Linked DNA regions of Mus musculus: region 2 is linked to region 1. Evidence: chromatin contacts called from ENCODE POLR2A ChIA-PET data. All regions are on one chromosome and are shown on one strand. The core of a region is the stretch at or near the end of the contact, and the rest is flanking DNA. Distances in the headings are between cores, read along the strand shown. Region 1 holds the start of Fam76b (family with sequence similarity 76, member B). Region 2 holds the start of Endod1 (endonuclease domain containing 1).

What was found. ChIA-PET counts read pairs that join two places held with the same protein, here RNA polymerase II (POLR2A).
Region 2: POLR2A ChIA-PET joins it to region 1 with 10 read pairs in Patski. The contact joins the promoter of Endod1 here to the promoter of Fam76b in region 1. POLR2A ChIA-PET finds 5 or more read pairs at or near these places in 2 of 5 experiments (Patski and embryonic stem cell).

Annotation. Positions count from the first base shown.
Region 1 is chr9:13,822,948-13,830,633 of GRCm38, reverse strand. Fam76b (family with sequence similarity 76, member B) reads right to left here and starts at 2,918. Exons shown (of 10, transcript NM_176836.4): 1 at 2,573-2,918; 2 at 1,810-1,874; 3 at 855-909. The coding sequence starts at 2,659. It overlaps Cep57 (centrosomal protein 57), which reads left to right and starts at 3,527. Exons shown (of 11, transcript NM_026665.4): 1 at 3,527-3,778. The coding sequence starts at 3,734.
Region 2 is chr9:14,376,135-14,383,820 of GRCm38, reverse strand. It overlaps Endod1 (endonuclease domain containing 1), which reads left to right and starts at 2,579. Exons shown (of 2, transcript NM_028013.3): 1 at 2,579-3,150. The coding sequence starts at 2,851.

The DNA.
Region 1 (7,686 bases), core at 1,669-4,168:
AGTGATATACAGCAGGCTTAACCCTTACATCATTTATTCAATTAAAATAATTTAACCATGTATAGGTTGTTGCCACAGTAAACACAAATATCTTTTCAATATTAAAAAAATTGTATAAGCATATTCAACTTAAGTAACAATAAGCATCCTTGATTTCTTGGATATTCAGGACAGTATGAAGTCTTAAGGTCAGTACTTTGACCAATCATAAATAGCACTGATATGTTACTATCACCAACATATATATATATGCATATATATAAATATAAAAGATATGTGTGTGTGTATCAGCCAATTTGTACCAATAGTCATTAGTTTTGAACACTTGAATAGTACTACCATATAAAAAGTTCCACAAATCAGGAGAAAGCTTGATTATGTTAACATTGTAAATAATTATGTTCACATTAAGGAATTTCCTTCATTTGTACTTTTAAAAGATAGCTTCACAAACTTCATACTGAAATTCACTCTAAAGCATGCAGTTGTTTTTAAATGATTTCATTTACACATCAAGACTACAGAAAATTGGGCTGGAGATATGGCTCAGCAGATAAGAGCACTGACTGCTCTTCCAAAGGTCCTGAGTTCAAATCCCAGCAACCACATGGTGGCTCACAACCATCCATAATGAGATCTGATGCCCTCTTCTGGTGTGTCTGAAGACAGCTACAGTGTACTTACATATAATAAATAAATTAATTAATTAAAAAAAAAGACTACAGGAAATTTCTTCCATGAGCTATTTTGATATGTACAGATTCACAAGTATTGAGACTGGACTGTTTTATGAGAAAAGTCATGAAGAACATTAACTAGTCAGTAATAATGACTTGAAATGAAAACATACTTACTGTTCCAAATTGCTTGACATTTTGAGCACACTTCTTACAAATTGTGTTAGTTTTACTGAAAAGGAAATTATTCAGATGATTACACTCATGTAGCTTTCCAGGGTAAGCTAACATATTCTGACCTAAAGTAAATGGTCGAGTCAAAGATTGCACATTGCTTATTCTAATTAACAATGAGTGTCTTCTCAAAAACAGTACTAATTTTAGAATAGTTTTCTGTAAATTTAGTTTTATTAAAGACAAATTTTCCATATATAATTTATGTATTACACAGTGCCTACAGGTCTCAGGACATATGCCCAGGTTAGTCTCTAAGTAGTAATTCTCCTGCCTCCACCTCCAAACACTATGCTTATAGGCACCCAGCTCAGTGCATATTTTCTATAAAGAAGATAAAGCGGAAGCTCTAATGCCTTCCCTCTGGCTCTAATGCTCCCTCACCACCATGACTGCACATCCTCAGCATCAGGGCCCACCGCACTCCCCAGTCCACAGTCTCCACTGTCATGTCCACATACTCAGTAATAAAAGGACTTGTTCTCTTGAGCTTACTCTGTGTCCTCTAAAAGAGGGATTTCCTGTTAAAAACATCTGTGCTAATCACACTGCTTAAGGCAGTGACTTCAGTCTTCCAAGGCAGTTAGTAACACTGTAGCTCTTTCCTCAGGTTAATTAGCAGTTTCCCATTTAAAAAAAAAAAGTTTAAAAGTAATTGCTTATATTTTGACTGTTGGCAGAAGTGTACATTTTCCATCTATCAATTTTATCCCTTATTTTCACATGTAAAACCAGAATTTCTTTAGTTAAATGTCTTCTCTCATACTGTACATAGTAGCTCTAAATTTTAAATTTCAAAAACAAATCAGTTTTTCAAAGCACTTTAACACAAATATTACAACCCCTAATTATTCCTTATACGAATTTGTAACAATGAAAGACTGCTCAGTATACAAACCTCTCCTGCTGAAATTCTGATCTGCAGTAAGTACATTTTACAATAGGATGTGCAATCCGACATTCCTGTAATAAGATAATACATAAGTCAGTATTTATTTCAGAGACCCAATCTCACTCTTTGGTAGAAATTAATCGACTTAGTCAAGTGCCTGAAATGTCAATAAAACCTGGCTGGCAACGTAAACAACTGGGTGACTTATCACATCAGCCGTCAGGCAGAGTATAATTCCATGGGGATATTTTTGTCCTTAGTGGAGGGGGGGGGTGCGGAGGGGGTATATGGAACAGAGAGAAACTAAGGAAGCTGTCAGGACTGACTTCCAGGGGTGGTTTACATGTGAAACTACTAGTTATTTTGTACAATTGCTCACAGACAGCATCCCGGCTTTTATGGGATGGGAGGAGCTCCAAATCAGAGAGCACTCTGTTCCTAAACCAGTCGCTTCGCTTTCCGGGACAGGGAAGCAGAATGCCATCAGCTCTGCAGCTTCGGGTTGCTAGCAAGAAAGTGCAAACACGGGCCCTGCCTCCCAGTGGAAGGAGAGGGCAGTCCCTGCCAAAGCTGGGATGAGAGAGTCTGCACCCAATCTCTGCGACACGGAGGACTGGTGGCCGCTTGGCTCAGCCCCACCCGAGACCGCCAGAAGCGGCCGAGCTAGCCCAACCTGCGAGCAGGCGGGACGCGGTCGACACGGGGCTCGCCCATATAATGCCCGGGCCCTGGCGGGGAGCGGTGCGCTGAACGACCGGCGCCCACCGACCTTGCAGAGCTGTTGGCCCTGCGAGAGCTCCTCGAAGGGGTAGCGCTGCGTGCACTTGGTGCAGGCGTACAAGGCCGACGCCGCCATCCTGCTTTCCGGCTCCTCCGCGCGCGCTCAGGCGGGGCCTCCGGGAACTCGGCTGCCCCGCCCGCGGGCTCTTCTGCTGCTGTGGCCCAGTCCCGGTAACTGCCGGGTCCCCTGCGTCTCCCTCCGCCTCCGCCGCCGTCCCGGGACACCTACTGCCGCCCGCCCCGCCGCTCCCGTTTAGGCCCGGACCGCGGCGGAGGGAGACGAAGCGGGAGCTAGGCGGTGGATTCCGCTTCCTCCTCGGTCTCGCGTCCCTCTCTACGATTGGCTACAGAGAGCCTTACGTCACTAGAAAGCTCCGCCCAGTCCCTGGCCTAGGTTCGGCAGGGAGCGCCCACAAAGAGAGAAAGTACCAACCAATAGGAAGCCGCCGCTCTCAGAGCGCGAAATCCGCTTTGAAAAGATCCCGCCCACAAGCCACGGCCAGTCGTCGTTTGGCTGGTGCGCTTGAGCCCATTGGCCAGGGGGTCCACGAAACGCCGCTTTTTTTCAGTCCTTGGCTTCCATTGGACCATATCCTTAAGCCCCTCCTACTTCTGTTTGTCATTGGCCGAAAGGTCAGTACATCAAATGGAGAAGCAACGCTCTCTGGAGTTTATTCCTGGGATGCTGATGGAGTATGTCAACTTTCCATTCTCCTTTATTCAGCTTCCGTCATCCGCCTCAGCAGGCGCTGAAGGTTCCAGAAGCCCTAGCCTTTGCTTCCTCATCCAGAAAATCCATCCCTTTTCAGACGCTCCCAGAGCCGTCTGTCAACTCAGACGTTGCCGTTCCCGCAGGCTCCGCGATGCGCTACCTTGTGACGTCACCGAGAGAGGAGGCGGGCTCTTCCCTGCCACCAGAAGTTGTCCTCTTTTCTGATTGGTCACTGGAAGGCGTCTATCAAGACGCGTTGCCTTTCCCGTGCGCGCTGAGTGTGGCGTCCTTGTGGTTTGCGAGACCGAGGCTCCTATAGGGTTCGCAGCTCGCCCGCCCCTTCCATCGGGGACTTGGATTCCGCTTGCCCCAGGCGGGCGGCTGTCGAATCCGGAGGAGGAGCTCAAGGACGGCGTCTGGGGTTGCGCAGGTGGGAAGATGGCGGCAGCCTCGGTCTCGGCGGCTTCTGATTCTCAGTTTTCGGTAAGGGGCGGCAATCGCGTGGGTTCCAGGTGGGCCTGTACGGCTCTCCGGGTTGCCTCACTTTTCAGGGGGCCCGCGATCTGGCGTCAGCCCTCGTCCCGCAGGATGGCGGGCTGCCCGAGGCCGCGTGCCACTCCCGGAGGCTGCAACTGTGTTTTCTGGAGCACCTCCTTTTCCACCCTGCGTTCCCTTGTCCTCTCAGCCGGTGCTTTGGAGCGTTGTCCCGAGCCTGGCTGGTGCACTCTCAGGCCCGCTAACACAAAGCTCTGTCGGTCACGTGAGCGTAACGGCCCGTCTCGGAAACTCACTAACAGGTAGGTGTGCAGGTTTGTAGAGTGGCAGCCGCTGAGGCGTCCGTGGTCCCCAGAGTGCGTTTTCGCCCTTGCTGCCGTGCCTCTCTGTTTGTTGCGCGACCCTTGCAGGCGGAGCCCGGGCATTCCCACTTCCCATTACTAGACTCTGTATGGAAAAGTTGCTCTGGAGAAGCGATCGGGAAAATTAAGCCTGCGGGTTTAGTTAGTCACTGATGTTTTAAGAGTGGATTGTGGCGCTCAGTCTTTTGGAAAACGCTCCAATAGGAAGAAATAAGAATTAAATGTGAGAAAACTGGAGTTCTTTTTAGAAATGTTCCTGTACTTAGCCGACCGTTGGTCCTAAAGTTACAGGAAGGAATTGAATAGAAATCCCACTCTGAAGAAGGAGCAAAGCACTGTACTAATTAGATAATTACTGCGCTGCAGGTTTTGATACCAGAGGCGTCTGGGGGAGATTGATTAGCAGTATTAGGGAAGATAGGATCTTGAAAGGAAGATAAGCTAGCTGCGTGTTGAAGGAATTTAAGAGAAGAAAGCACTGCAAGTTTTTTAAGGTATGTGACAAGACAATAGGTAATTTCCGGACACCAGAGGGTAATTTCGAATGTGCAGAGATTATATAAAGGTAGAGTTGATAAAGAAGAACTAGAAAAACAGGTGAAAATTGAATAATGAGGGATGTCAGGAAATTTTCTGGGTAATTTTAACAGCTGATGAGGAAGAGGGCATAGAGATTACCAACACCTTCAGAAAGTCTCACTTAGGAATCTCAGCAGTTTGGACTTTCTGTGGCTACTAGAATTTGTGATAAGGTCAGAATATTTCAAGTTTTTCAAATAGTGGGGTATACCTTTGCCAAAGAACTAGAGGAGATTAAGGAGAAGAGTTGGAGCAAGCATTTGGGAGTTAGTTCCTTGCCAGATAAATGAAAGATAAAGGAAAAACTATCAGAACTAAGTGTCAGCGAACACGTGAATTATATAAGAGATACAGTTGATTAAACTGGAGAAAGGAGAGCTCTCTGCTCTCAAAACTTAGAAATTGGAAACTTAGTTGAACTGCACTGCAGGGCTACTACCAAGGCAGTGCCACCGGGATGTAGTTAATCCCTAGTCCTTATGGTAGCCCCAACAGAAATCTAAAGCCTGTTTAATGGAAAAATGGATCTTGTGACTCTGTGTCTGGAATTGGAAACAGAAGAGAAACTCTTCTTTACTCCACCGTAGTCCATGTATATAAGAGTAGGCTTGGAGCTGCATTGATAAAAAGGTGTCCAGAGAATGCCTTAGTGTTAGGCTTGTGAGCAGGCAACTGAAGGGAAGAAGGGAGCTTTGCAGGCAGAATAATTGCAGCAAATGAAAATAAGAGTGTATTGTGGGTGTTTGAAATCAAAAAAGTCCAGATTGCTGAAAGACTGGTAGGGAGACAGTGTCAAAACACAGTGTCAGGAAATGAAACAAGGGTCAGCCCGGCACTACATTACATGGGAGGTTTATACATTATGGGAAGGATCATTGTCATTAGCAAGCTGTTTGGAAGAGCATACTTAAGAAATGTGCAAAATAGTATTTCACATAATTCAAACTAAAAACATAACTAGCAAAATGGCAGTATAAAAGATTCTAAATATGTTATGGAAAAAGAACCCTGAATGATTTGCAGAGGGTAGATAAGAGGTGAATGAAAATTACCTCTTATTAGGGTTTATATAGAGCAATTTAGTAAATAGCAGTGCCACTTGTTTTGGTATGGTGGGAGAGGAGCAGATTTGGAAACTAACCAAGAATTGGGTTATAGCCATTTTATATTTTAGGTGCCTATTGAGACATCCAAGTAGGCAATGAATAATGTGAGTTTAGAGTTTTAGATTCAGATCTCAATTCTGTATTTTAAACTTGAAAGCTACTGAAAAAAATAAAGAGCTGAGAGTAGATGAGACTTTCCAAAAGAATCCTTGTAGACAAAAAGGAACTTTGAGGACCAAGCCTTGAGGAACTCTGGCATTTAATAAAAGTGGTTAGAAATCCAGGGGGTTTTCAAGGAGAGGCCTGTGGGATTAAGGGACAGTCCTTGTTGCTTCCTCCACTGAGGGTTTAGGTGAATGACAGCAAAGTGAGCCATGCTTCGGAGAGATTGTTGAAGTTAGCAATGGAGAGTAATGGGTGTGTTTGATGAGCTGTTTGCGTCTTTGATAGTTTTTATTAATTGTGTGCATGATGATGCCCCTACCTCTTCCTTCCCCCCCCCGCCACAGGACACAGGACAGCTTTGGAGGTGTTGTCTCCTTCTACCATTAAGTGGGTTCTGGGAAGTAAAGTCAGTTTTAAAAACCTCAAAATCAGTCTAGGGTTGAGGAGTCTTGTAGGTTAGGAAAAGGTTTTCTCTTTCCCCTTTCCTGGCCCTGGGACAGATGTAGAGGAGAAAGGGAACAAGAGGCACCAGGAGGGGTTTAATCGTTGGAGGCAAGACTTTAAAAAGCTAAGTAGAGACAGACCGGTTACATGCTTGCTGCTTGTTTGGAAGAGGGAAGAGCTAGTTGGGTTTTCTATTTAGAACTAGTTTTTTGGTTCAAGTGATTGCATACATTTTTCTGCTTCTTTTGTGAATTGTAAGCTAAGTGATTTTGTTATAATCACTTAGTGTTATCACTTAGCTTAGTTTGATGTTAAATGATGGGGTTCTAGCTGATTCTAGCTATTTCTAGCTAACCAATAAAAACACAATGTTCTCAAGGTACCAGACAATTCATAATAACATTGACCATATTTTAATATTTTAAGAAGTGAAAACTTAACTGTTTTTGAGGTTACCTTCAACACAATTTTTTTAAGGTTTATTTATTATTACAACTAAGTACACTGTAGCTGTCTTCAGACACCCCAGAAGAGGGCGTCAGATCTCATTACAGATGGTTGTGAGCCACCATGGGGTCGCTGGGATTTGAACTCAGGACCTCTGGAAGAACAGTCAGTACTCTTAACCACTGAGCCATCTCTCCAGTCCTCAAAACAAACTTTTATTCTCACACAGGTATTTGGATAGTTCTGCTTATTCCAGGACTTGGTTTATTGTTATGAATACTCTTCTTTCTTTTGTACCTACACAGACTACACTAATACAAGATTGAAAATCCTAATTTGGTATGACATTCTGGAAAGAGCAAATGAGTATGTGAGAATTTTGAACAGCTGGCAGTCTAGAATCTCCATTACTTCCTTCTTTCCTAAATGTCTAAACACTATAAACTCAACAACTACTACTAAAATTCCAGTTAACATTCAGAGGTATACTATGATAAATTTATATCATGTAGAGCATAGTGTCAAATTTGACAAATTCATGACAGATGGTGTATGTGAAGAAATAGTTTTATATGAGAATATCTCATAAGCCTGAATGTTTTACAATTGTTTCCCCCTTTGAGGAACTAAATATAAATTCTTTAAGAAAAGAACATGCTGGTGTCTGTGGGCTAAGCTGCCACAAGAGGACCATGCCTGGGTTCAGGATGGGGGGGGGGGGCTGAACCTAGTGTCATGCAGATGTTACAATCAAGGGCCATTTAGATGTCAGTGTTCTATGCTGCTGCCCAGA
Region 2 (7,686 bases), core at 1,330-3,829, 550 kb before region 1:
GGAGGAGCTGAGTGCTACATCTTGATCAGCAGGCAGCAGAAGACTGTGTTCCAGACAGTGGGAGTTGCTTGAGCATATATAATCTCAAAGTCCGCCTCCACAGTGACACACTTCCTCCAACAAGGCCACACCCACTAATAGTGCCACTCTCTATGGGCCAAGCATTCAAACACATGAGTCTATGGGGCCATACCTATTTAAATCACCACAGTACCTAAGGGTGAAGGTAATTATGGCTTAGGTGGAGGAGGAAATGCTGTGCTTAATAGGTACAAGTGGAAGGGAATTTTAACCTCAAGTTGGGCGTAAAGTATGAGCTTATTAGGAAGGTGAAGGGCTTGAGGGTGTGAGGGTAGCTGGGGCAGACTGCAGAGAAAAGCTAGCCAAGGGAAGAGAACTTCCTGATGTAGAGGCTCAAGGTCCAGTGCAATGTGTCGTGTTTGTAGGGTTGCAAGAAACTCAATAGCTCTTAGGGCATGGGGCAAGGTGGGAGTGGTCAGAGAGGAGAGCTGAGCGGGGTGGCTTCAGTGGTCCTATGATCAGCATGGGGCTGGCTTTATTCAAAGGCACAGGAAGAGTGATTGGAGAGTGAGGTAGAGGGACAGTCTTCCCATCTGCAACATAGAGTAGGAGGGAAGATGGAATAAAATCCACATTTGACAGATAAGGGCAAGCCCTAAGAGCTCATTCAGTGTGGTGGTAGGGTGCAATATCTGGGTATGGGGACAAGGGAAGCTCATCTTTGCAAATAACTTGGGCTAGAAACTGAAGCCACAGAAGTGTATGCTAATGTCATTGTCTTTGACATCAGCCACTGCCTCTTTCTCAGGCCTGAGTCAGAAGCTCTGGACTATGAGGGCTGCCTGCCTGTGAGCAGAGTCTGTGGAAAGGGAGAGCCTCAGGGTGACCAGGCAGACAGCAGGGACAGACTGGGAAGCATTCTTGAACATTCTTGATGCTTCTAAGACAGCCTTCCCCTGGAATGAGCGATCAGCAAATATCTGAATTAGCTCTAAGCCTTCCCACCCTGTAATTGTTTTTCCTCTGGAATCTTGAGATAAGGAAATTTTTAATTTTTTAAAATAAAATTCAAAATATTTATAATTTTATCCTTGGAAAGTAAACATGTGAGCAATCAAAAGCAAAATCAAAAACAGTGTCTTTTGCTATGAGCACAAGGAAGTCAAGTCGACAGTATTATCAACATTAGATGTTTATATCTGGCAGCAGCCCACAGGAGGCTTGGATAAAACTGAAGCCTACTGTGGGTCTGAGGCAGTGGGGCAGAGATATGTACACAGCTAGAGTCCTGGGTGTTAGAGCTGTCCACATTGACTCTCACTGACCTGACGCTCACCAAGGAAGCCAAGCTGATCTTCAAGCCCCAAGAACTTAGCTGTTTCTGTGCCCCCAACATGAGATCACAAGTCTGTGCCACCTTGCCCTGCTTTTCTTTTTAAACTCAGGTTCTGTGCATCAAACGCAAACAGATCCTCTTGCTTATATCTGGACCCCCGCTGCCAAGTTTGCGTGGCAGTCACTGTGACCATGAAGCCATCTCCCCAACCTGGTTATGGTAGAAAGATCCAAGCTTTCAGTGATGTTTTATTTATTTATTTTGTTTGTTTGTTTGTTTGTTGAAACGGTCTTGATTTGTAGTCCAGGCTGGTCTTAACCTCTGTCCCGGAATTACGAGCCTAAGTCGCCCTTCTCAGTTCCCTAACCTAATGTATACTGTTGCTCCAGACCTCAGTTTTATTTTTAAACTAAATTAATTACTTCAGTTTGAGTCAGGGTCCAAGAAGCCCATTCTGCCTTTGAACTCCTGGTCCCTGTGCACACCACCACAGCTAGTTATTTACTGGGAGTGGGAACCGGGGCTGGGCTTCTTAATCCTAGTCAATCACTCTGCTCACATCCCAGCCAGATTCCTCTGCTCTTTATTCCACCAGCCTGTCTCAAGTCCCTCCCACATTCTTTTCCCCTCTGGGAAAGTCCAGCTTGGGGCTGCCTTCCTCAGGGTGTCAGTTCAGATATCATCTTTTCAGGCCAACTTCCTTCACTGTATCCTAAAACCCTGTAGGAGTCACGCAGTGGATTAACACTGGGTTTTCAGTGATTCCGTAAACAGCATGTTTTGTTTGTTTGTTTGTTTGTTTGCTTGTTTTTTAATTAATACTAGGCTCACCAAACAGAGATCCTGCTCTTGTCGGTTATCACTCTACTAATTCAAGGTGGGGGTGTGCAGAGGCATGTGAGCAGTGGGATGAATACAGGGTGTTGGCTGTCTTGTTCCCTTCTGAGTTTCGGTTTGATATCTAATGCTCATACCAAGTAAACCACGGCCGGGCTGTGCTGTCTGCCTAAGAACTTCCTTTATCAGTATTTATTTATTTATTTATTTATTTATTTATTTATTTATTTATTTATTTATTTATTTATTTAGCAGGGTCTTACGGATCCCCCTGCCTCTACCAAAAACCCGGCTTTAACAGGGTTTCTTAACTGGGGTCTGATGCGGAAGGGTAGGCACCGTCTCCTCTGTGGACATCTCCCCATCCCGGAGGAACCTGGTGCACGCAAGGTCCGACTTCTCAGCGCCAGCCCTGGGGACAGCCCCTTGGGCTAAGCCAGTCCAGCGCGGAGGGGGAGCTCTGGCACACAGCAGCGCCGCGGCAGGTGTCCGGTCTCCAGGGGTGGGTGCAGCCGCAGAAAGCCGCGGCTGAGCACTGCAGCCATCTTCGGGGTGGAGGCGGAGAAGGGGCGCGGCCTTGGCCCAGAGCCGCCCCGCCAGAGAGGCTCACCGCGGACTTCCCTGCTCTAGCGGCGCCCGGCCGCGCAGAGGCCGCCATGGGCTGTGCGCGCTGGCTGGCGCTGGGCGGCCTCCTGGCCCTGGCAGGGCTGTTGCAGGCCCGGCTGCTGCTCCCGCAGCAAGCGGGCTTCGGCGAATGCGACCGTTTCTTCTACAAGGGGACCCCACCCGCCGGGCTGGCGACCGAAGCGCACGTGAGGATCTGTCAACGCTTCGCGGGCTCCGAGCGCTTCGCCACTCTGTACAGTCCTGGCCACCGCATCCCCGTGTTCTCCGCGTTTCGCGCTGCGCGCCCGGCGTCCCGCAGTGCCGAGCAGCGCGGGCTGCTGGAGCCGCAGGTAAGCAGGACTCGGGAGAACCGGGATCTGAAGTTCAGATCTACCCCCCAGCGTCTCCCCATCCCCAAACTGCAGCCTGCCTTGCCTGGGTGGGAGTCTCCACTTAAGCCGCAGGGGCGGGAGGTTCCCCGAGGAGATGGCCCTCCCTCCTCTTGGGCTCAGACGTCTGCAGTGTCTGGTTGGTTTCCTGGGTAGTAGAGAACATGAACTGGGAGACAGCCCTTGGTGGCCAAGACCGGGCAGATCCGCGGGAAGCACAAGCTTCCCAGGCCCGCCCACATCCCCTCAGCAACATTTGGGCGGTGGGCAAGTTCACCCCACTTTACAGGAAGCAGCTCCAGACAAGGAGGGGTGAAGGAGCTTGCAGAAGACCACCCAGCTGGTGAGATGAGTGAGCTGGTCTTGAGGCTAGAAAATCACTGCCCTTTCTGCTAGGGGAAAGCTTCTGACAGTGCAAGGACTTTGGGAAGCTCAGTGGGGGTAGTACCCACGCAGAAAGGACAAACCAGTTTTTCCTGAATCTTCGTATCTGTAGATTATCAGACCATTGCAATCAAGTGACCTTTCACAGTGTTGGGTCTGTCTGGCGGCAGGGATCAAACACCGAGAAAGCCTTCCATGGGCCATACAGAAACTGCTGACTGGCTCTCCTCTGCCAGGTCTCCGCAGTAAGACACCCTGTCCTGCCTCTCTGACTTCTCCCCAGCCTTCCAGCCCTGTGTGTCCCAGAGCCCTTGGTTCCTGCCGGCCACCAATACAAAGCTTCTGGCTTTCAGGTGTCTCCACCTGAAAGTATGGATTGTACCTTGGTCATATTTCCAGCTACCATTGGCCAGGCAGGTTTCAGGCAGTCTGCACCAATATTACCTTCTCACATCCTCCTGTGTCCAGCGTCCTGCTGTAAGGATCTCTGAGCTCAGGCCAGTAGAAAGAGTTCTTAGCTTGTGCATATAGGGAAGATATGTGCCGATCTAAACTTACTTTCCCTCAGTATACCCCTAGAAGTTCTTTATGTACCCCTGGTCTGGGAAGAAAGCAGCAACCCAGTCCATTCTCATTAAGTTCATTAGTGGCTAGAGTGGACAAACATAACAGGGTGAAGTCCTGCGAATGCTGAATATACCCAGTGACCAACTGCTGCCTCCCTGTGTGCATTCAAATCCTGCTTCCTCGAGACTAGCAGTTGACCCTGTTGACTGGTGTGGACTCCAAGTTCTCCAGTGACCCATAATACTAGCTGCTGCTGTGATGCTCAGAAGACACATAATTTCACCAAGGTAAACAGAGTCCTGGTAGATTTAATCTGTTGGTAACGTGATAGGGGAAAGCTTAGGGTCTGGTTGGCATTTGTGCTGAGTGTGGAAGGATTAGCAGGGTTCAGGAGAGAGGAAGAAGGAATTTCAGAGTGGTATTGTATGAGATGGGTGTGGCAGATTCTTGGATCATTGCTTGGGAATGAGTGGAGCAGGTAAACTAATACTGGATTATGCGCCCCGGAACCGAGGGACTCAAAGAGCAATCATGGGAGGGAGGAGCAGGTGAAGGAGTCACCAAAGGAGACTTAGGCAGAGCCTTGGACCTGTTATTAAGAGAGTCACAAGGAACAGTGTTTGACAGGGAGGCTGTGGGCACCCTGGGTGGAGTAAGGGGATGGGGGAGGAGAGCTAAAGGGAATAGTTTCTAAGGGCAGCTGGAGCTGTGAGATGTCCTGACTTCCGAACAGTCCTGGAGGCCTGCGCTGTGGCTCAGAGGGAAGAGTGTTTGCCCAGCATGCACTTAGCCATATTTGTTTAACCCCCAATACTGCATAAAAGGTGGTCACCCATATAGTTCCAGCACTCAGCTCAGATTGTGAAGGTCATCCTCAGGCTGCATCGTGAGTTCTAGGCCAGCCTGGGCTACATGAGACTGTCTTAAAACAGACAAGTTGAGCAAGCCATGCCCTTCGAAAGTTGCCAAGGCTGAGAACTGAGGCTGCTTTTCTCTGCATCATGGTGGGCTCCACAGTAACCTACCTTGAAGTCAACAAGGGGATCCAAAGAACACTGAAGGGAAGGGGAGGGCAGTGGAGGGAGGGGAAAGGAGGGAGGAGACAGAAATGCAGGTGGTCTCTGGAGCTGTTTCTACTTCTGTTTCAACACCAGCCTCTGAGCCAGTGCCTAACTGTAAGTCCTGCTCAGGGATCTGTGTGCTTCTAGATGCTTCCAAGTAGTTTCTATTGCCAATCCATTTGTGCCCATATCACCTTATGAGGTCAGCATGATCAAGAGGTCCAGGAGGCAGACAGGGAGTTCAGCAATGGACAATGCGTCAGGCAGGATGGCACCCAGCCCAGCTGGGCAGGCCTTGGGCAGCCTGCAGTTTTCCCTGAAGAAGGCTTCTGAGTGGAAGATGCAGAAATGTGTTTAAAACCCCAACACCTTGGGGACAAAGTTCAAGCAGCAGGCCCAGCACTTTGATTTACAAGAGCCTTTGGGTGCTGGGAATTCTAGTTCCTGGCCAGACTCTATCCGTCTTGTCACCACACCTCACTCGAATGTTGCAAGGCTGGCATTACCTGTGGTCTGCTGGAATGCCATTCTTACACAGTTCCCATGAACCCTGACCTTTCACCTTCTCCCATTCCTTCCTTACATCTTTGCTGGAATAACTTCTCCTCAAAGTACTCTCCAACAGAATAGACCCTCCCCTAAGCTAGGACCACATTCCTCGGCTCTCCTCTGCTAATCTCCATCTCCTAGGGTCTTGCCATGTAGCCCAGGCTGTCCTCAAGTTCACCATCCTCCTGCCTCCACCTCTAGTATGGGGATGGTGAGCCACCATGGCTGATTTCTTCTTCTCTTCCCTCTCCTTCTGAGACAGGGATTTTCTGCATAGCCCCGACTGTCCTGCAACTCTGTGTAGACCAGACAGGCCTCAAACTAAAGGACCATCTTGTCTCAGTCTCTGGAATGCTGGGATGCCACCATGCCCGGCTTTGATTTCTTCATTTTTGTATTTACTGCAATGTTTTGTAATTGCTTGCTCTGTCTGTCTGTCTGTCTGTCTCCCCTGCTTGAGCCCTAGAATTCTGGCTGACGATGTTGGACATTAGGTTACTCATTTTTGCATACATAGAGCTTACTTAGCAAATAGAAAGAACTTAATCGGTAATGGATCTAATAACCCTGAGCTTGGTGGGTCACTCAGGCACAGTCGTCAGAGGCTCTGCTTGGATGGTTTTGGTGGTGTGCTTCTCTGGCTCAGGAACTTGTCCTGGTTGCTGGCAAGGAGCCCTGCTGTCAACACATGTATATGGGTAGAGCCTAGAACCTTTCTCTGTGGCCTCCCATCCAGCACCAGCCCTGGGCCTTGAATCTGAGCAATGATTTGGTTCCCATCTGTGCTCACAGGCCTCAGGGTCCCCAGCCCTACAGTCAAGTGATAGAAAGCTTTGAAGGACAATGGAGAGGGAAACAGAGAAAACCCCGAGGTCTGCTGGAGAACAGCAGATGGGAAAAACCTCCTCCTGTTTCCACCCAAGACCCCAGAATCTGAGAGCAGGGTTAGATTTTAGGAACAAGGTCAACACCTTGATGACAGATACTACTAGTGTTTTCAAAAGAATACTTGTGCCCAAATCCAATATGAAAGACCCTGTCTTTTGGCCATCACTGGAAAGAGAGGCCCATTGGACATGCAAACTTTATATGCCCCAGTACAGGGGAACGCCAGGGCCAAAAAGTGGGAATGGGTGGGTAGGGGAGTGGGTGGGATGGTATGGGAGACTTTTGGGATAGCATTGGAAATGTAATTGAGGAAAATACCTAATAATAAATATTAAAAAAAAGAAAGACCCTGTCTTATAAACAAACACTGAAGGGGACTGGCCTCACCATCAGTGATGGCAGTGTACACTATTGATCTTAAAAAGATACACAAATATAGATTTGTCACTGTCTCCTCATTATTGACATGAAAGAATTGGCTCATGTCTAATTGCAGTCTGGGGCCATACAGCTTGTATATGAACACAGGACCCATTCCTTGTAGTCGTCGGGTGCTCTTTTTTTTTTTTAATACCTGGAAATTCTCCTGTCTCTTTTCCATGAGAATCTTAATATCTACTCTCCCTCTTGTCCACTGTTACAAACAAGTGAGAACATGCATGCAGATGTGGAAATGCTATTCAACCTCCGCTGGCTCTGCAGTGATGGGACATTTCTGGAGGGCCTTGGAAGGTTGAGTTTCATATCTTTGCAAATGCAAATGAAGTAGTCTCACTTAGAACCTCAAGTACTCTGTCTTTAGTTTCTGACAGTTGCTTCCCGCCTACACACCTGGAAACAGTTGGCCACAACATTTAATGTAGTGCAGTTTCAGCCCCCTCTTCATTGCATCAGAGATCAAATTGTAGAATCCGACACACATTTAAGTCTCTGTGTAGAGGGTGCAAAAGACATGGGCCTTACTTCTTGATAAAAGGCTTAGTTCAGATTCCTGGCCTGCCGTGTGCAAGATGTGGGACCTGTGTTTGCCACCCCTGTTTTTCCTGTT